Linked DNA regions of Homo sapiens: region 1 is linked to region 2. Evidence: chromatin loops called from intact Hi-C (ENCODE). Cell type or tissue: OCI-LY7. All regions are shown on one strand.

Evidence for each region. A loop is a pair of places that touch in the nucleus more often than their neighbours do. Peaks named below come from ENCODE experiments on the same cell type or tissue, not always from the same donor. Only the 100,000 strongest peaks of a DNase experiment are listed, where the experiment ranks them.
Region 1: a loop joins it to region 2, with 5 times the contacts of the local background. A loop is called at or near these places in 1 of 110 quality-filtered maps.

Annotation. Positions count from the first base shown.
Region 1 is chr6:160,739,980-160,742,479 of GRCh38, forward strand. It overlaps PLG (plasminogen), which reads left to right. Exons shown (of 19, transcript NM_000301.5): 17 at 1,332-1,438. Among named protein-coding and RNA genes, the nearest start is that of PLG, 39 kb to the left of the region's middle. RefSeq lists an enhancer at 2,379-2,448. In OCI-LY7, no CTCF peak of the experiment used is centred here; DNase peaks (open chromatin) are centred at 562, 1,212, 1,922 and 2,312; H3K4me3 peaks cover 2,335 bases; H3K27ac peaks cover 2,500 bases.
Region 2 is chr6:161,169,611-161,172,110 of GRCh38, forward strand. All of the region lies in intron 2 of AGPAT4 (1-acylglycerol-3-phosphate O-acyltransferase 4), which reads right to left. Among named protein-coding and RNA genes, the nearest start is that of AGPAT4-IT1, 8.9 kb to the left of the region's middle. RefSeq lists enhancers at 207-501, 903-1,012. In OCI-LY7, no CTCF peak of the experiment used is centred here; DNase peaks (open chromatin) are centred at 721 and 1,051; H3K4me3 peaks cover 1,704 bases; H3K27ac peaks cover 1,918 bases.

The DNA of each region.
Region 1 (2,500 bases), 430 kb before region 2:
AGTTGAGTCAGCTAAGAAACAGCTATTTGTAGGAGAAGCAGGTTTGGGACAGGTGACAAGGCACGCAGGGCGCTCGCTGTGCTGGTGGTTCTGGAAGACAGGGTGTCAGTGTGGACAGGGATGAGCATGGCCTGGATGAGAAGGCACGGGGCAGGAGCCTGAGCTGCTCTCCTGGGCCTGGCCACAAGCCCAGGGCAGCTTCTCTGGGTCTGTGAACTGAGGGGTGATGTCCTGGGATGCTCTGACACTCTAGAAGGAGAGAAGAGCCTTTCCAGCTCAGCCTTTATAAACAGTAGCTGATCTCCCTCCTGCTCCCCAGTGTCCTCCCCGCCATCCCAGCAAATGTGCAAATAGAAGGTCCCCGTTCCTCATGATCCTCAGAGAGCTGGGGTGTTCTGATGGCTTGAACAAGTAATTTGGAAATTTTGGGTTTTGGAGGAGTTCTCTGATAGGCTGATACATTTCGAGTTTAGAGTTCCCACCCCACATCCCCACACCCCGAGTCTAGGGCATTTAGTGCTCCACCAGGGAACCTGTAGAGTGAGGACGTCTGCATGACAGGCTGGGCCTTCTGATGATGCTCAGAAGCAGAAAGTGTGCCTGCTTCAAAGTTGGTGACGATGATGTTTCTTGATCAGAATAGGGCATTTCTTATTTCCAATCCTTTATCCTCTTGAACTTACTAAAGTAGAATCAGGTCTAAAAACCGGAGTTCTAATGTTTGAGAGTCCCTGGGACTCTAAAGTATATGAATGTTCTTTGAAAACAAATACCATTTTGTTCAAGCAAAAGGCTTATTTCCAATCCTCTTTCATTTGGTATCAAGTATTTTACTGGATTCTTACAACTATGGCGTAGTAACATTCACTGAGGAGGAAATGGAGGATCCAAGGATGGAGCAAGTTGCTCTGGGCACACAACACATTTGCAATTTTACAGCCTCTTGGTGGCATCTCAGTCAGACATTCCATGCACTGATCAATGCCCTATTCGATTAATGTAAAAGGACACACTCAGCATGAGATTCCAGTTGTGCACAGAATATACATGAGAAGTGCGCCTTTGTCATCCCTACTTTCAAAGGTGAAGGCCACCAGCAGTATCTTGCATGCAACTGATGCCTTTCAAATGAAACCTTACATCTGCATAGTCCATAGACAACCACAGGCAAATGTGAGGGTGAAACTCTGTGTTCTACGTTGCTCTGTGTCAGTGAAGCAAGGCAGTGCCAGTTCAGAGGGCTCTGGGGCCTCAAGACAGGGATGACTGGTTGTGGGTACTGCAGCTGCGAGCAGAGCAGTCAAACATAACTGCTGATGCTTTTCTTTCAGTCCTGCCGTCATCACTGACAAAGTAATCCCAGCTTGTCTGCCATCCCCAAATTATGTGGTCGCTGACCGGACCGAATGTTTCATCACTGGCTGGGGAGAAACCCAAGGTGAGATAAATTCCATTGCCCACATAACGAATTGGTTTTGACCTACAGTCCATGTGACAAAATGATCATTTTGGAGAAAGCTGTGCAAATTCCTATCCATGAATGTGGTCCACCCCACTCCTGATTTTGCCTGGGCACCTGTCTATGTCTTAATCAGTCTTCAAGGCACATGATCAAAGGGAGGAAAACTGTGTCTTTGAGTCTCTCTCTCTCTCTCTGTTTTCAGAACATTTTTATTTCAATTAATTAATTTTTAACTTTTATTTTAGGTTCAGGGGTACATGTGCAAGTTTCTTGTATATGTAAACAGTGGTTTGTCATGCAGATTATTTTGTCACCTAGGTACTAACCCTAGTACCCAATTCTTAGTATTTCCTGCTCCTCTCCCTCCTCCCACTCTTCTCCCTCAAGTAGGCCCCAGTGTCTGTTGCTCTCTTCTTTGTGTCCATGAGTTCTCATCACTTAGCTCCCACTTATAACTGTGAACATGTGGTATTTGGTTTTCTGTTCCTGTGTTAGTTTTCTAAGAATAACGGCCTCCAGCTCCATTCATGTTCCTGTAAAAGATATTACCTCATTCTTTCTTATGGCTAAACAGTATTCCATGGTGTATATGTACCACATATTCTTCATCCAATGTGTCATTGATGGTCATATAGGTGATTCCATGTCTTTGCTACTGTGAATAGTGCTGCAATGAACATTCATGTGCATGTGTCTTTAGGGTAGAATGATTTATATTCCTCTAGGTATATCGCCAGTAGTAGGATTGCTGGGTTGAAAGTTAGTTCTGCTTTTAGCTCTTTGAGAATCACCATACTGCTTTCTACAGTGGATGAACTAATTTACAGTCCCACCAGCTGTTAGTGTTCTCTTTTCTCTGCAACCTTGCCAGCATCTGTTATTTTTTGACTTTTTAGGAAGCCATTCTGGCTGGTGTGAGATGATTTTTCATTGTGGTTTTGATTTGCATTTCTCTAACGATCAGTGATATTGAGCTTTTTTTCATATGTTTGTTGGCCACAGGCATGTCTTCTTTAGAAAAGTGTGTTAGTGTCCCCT
Region 2 (2,500 bases):
TAGGCATGAGCCACCACGACTAGCCCATTTTCTTAATCAAATGATTTCACTTCTTTTTTAATTCACAGAAACACATTTATACAGTCACATTGTAAAATGATTCAAACAACCCAGAAGTATGTACAAGAAAATATAAAATTCCTCTAACTAGCTTCAGGATGTGTTACGCTGGCCTGGACTACATTTCCCAAACTTCCCTTTCTTGTATATTTCTGGTTAGAGGGCACCACAAGAGACACTCTTGGGAGGTTTGCAAGGTGGAAAGGAAATACCACCATTTTGTAGGTCACACATGTTTTTGCTGATCTGCTGATTCACGTCTTCAGCACAAAGCAGCGGCTAGGCCTGCTACTGCTCCTCCTTCCCCTGGATCCCCGCCAGCTTCTCTGAATCCCAGGCCAGGTGGTTGTATTTTGCTCTGTGACCAAGATCCCAGCTTCTGCAGGACATCCACACCATCAATGCCAGATGCAAAAGAACTGATGCAAGTTTTAGCCCATTCTCATGAGGCTCCCGCTTGTGCTTGGTGGTTCCAACATCTTGATCTCTCCCAGTTTATATCCATCGCCCCTTCCTGACCGCCTGCCCTGTGGACTGCAAGCTCCAGCATCACATGCAGATACAACTTCCCTACAGAGACTGCTAAACAAGCCCCCACAGCTGAATAAGGCCAATGAGATGATGTCTACATATCTCCCAGTGGTTTAGCTTCTTATTGAACCCTGACCGAGAGACACTTCCTCTTTACCGCCCCAACCTCCCTCCCTTCTCCAAGGTTAACCATTATGAACAGTTTGGAAAATAGTCTTATAGTTTTTTCCCCTAGGCATTTATACACATGCGCGTGCACACGTGCGCGCGCGCACACACACACACACACACACACACACACACACATACACATATACTCAAAAAGCTTTGCCTTTAGTTGAATGGCTTACCAGCTGATGTTTTAGTTGGATGTTCTTATGTAAATATACTGCACATGACTTACAAATATCTCCATGAATTTAGGTTTCATTTCCTCTCCTGTGTGGTTGCTTTCAATGCTATCAGCCAGAGCCTTCTCTCTACAGCTGCACAGCCAGCTCCACCTGGCAGCCCCTTCTTGTGCTGAAGAGCCCTACAGGAGCTGCTTCCATTTGAGGTGGGATGTCTGTCATTCAAATTAGATGCCTCTTTTTACCATCATGCATCAAATGCCAGGGCTTTCTAACTGCTCAGGGCTCAGGGCATGCAGCATTTCAAGTACGTTCAGCCTGTCCTTCCACTCTCACCATCAGTTCACAGTGGCTGCAGATCTTGGAATTGCTCCATCTCGTTCTCTTCCCACAAGATTCTGTCCCTGTACGCTCACTCCATGGAAAGGGCAGTGTCACCTCCTTTCAAAGGACATATTATTTAGAACCTCCAATTTAACTCAGAAAGTTACCAGTGGGCACCTGAGCAATCCATCCCGACCAGAAGCTATCAGCAGGTGCTGCACAACAGAGATGCTTGTGAGAAAGCAGGGCTTTCTGTTGTTTAGTTAAGGGAAAATCACCTGTTGAGAGTTTCAGGTTGCAATCCTGTAACTAGCGTTACAATGCCAGGAGCCCTACGAGGGTAAATCTAAGAGAAGCAAAGATAAGGTATTTGCTGTTTGTCTTAGTCCATTTTATGCTGCTGTAACAGAATAGTTGAGACTGGGCAATTTACAAAGAACAGAGATTTATTTCTTATAGTTCTGGAGGCTGGGAAGTCCAAAGTCAAGAGGGCTGCATCTGGCAAGGTCCTTCTTGCTGTGTCATCCCATAGGGGAAGGCAGAAGGCAGAAGGGCAAGCAAGCATGTACTCAAGTGAGAGAAATAAGGGAAAGCGGCTGAACTCATCCACTTAGCAGGAACCCACTGACCCACTCCTGAAATAATGGCATTAACAAGGGCAAAGCCCTCATGACCTAATCACCTCTTAAAGGCCCCACATCTCAACACTGTTGCATTGGGAATTAAATTTCCAGCCGCACATGGTGGCTCATGCCTGTAATTCCAGCACTTTGGAAGGCCAAGGCAGGCAGATCACAAGGTCAGGAGATCGAGACCATCCTGGCTAACACAGTGAAACCCTGTCTCTACTAAAAATACAAAAAAAAAAAAAAAAATTAGCTGGGCGTGGTGGCAGGCACCTGTAGTCCCAGCTACTCGGGAGTCTGAGGCAGGAGAATGGCATGAACCCAGGAGGCTGCACTTGCAGTGAGCCAAGATCGCACCACTGCACTCCAGCCTGGGTGACAGAGCAAGACTCCATCTCAAAAACAAAAAACAAAAAACAAAAAACCAAAAGTTTCCAACACATGAACTCTGGGGGACACATTCAGAACATAGCATCCCTGAAATATTTACCTTCTTGTCTAGGCATCCAAACTAACACATATTAAACAACCAGAAAAAGCAACCAAGGCTTTAACTTCATAAGAATTGGAGCCATTTGGTAGTTAATTGAAAAATAGTATATCTGGGAA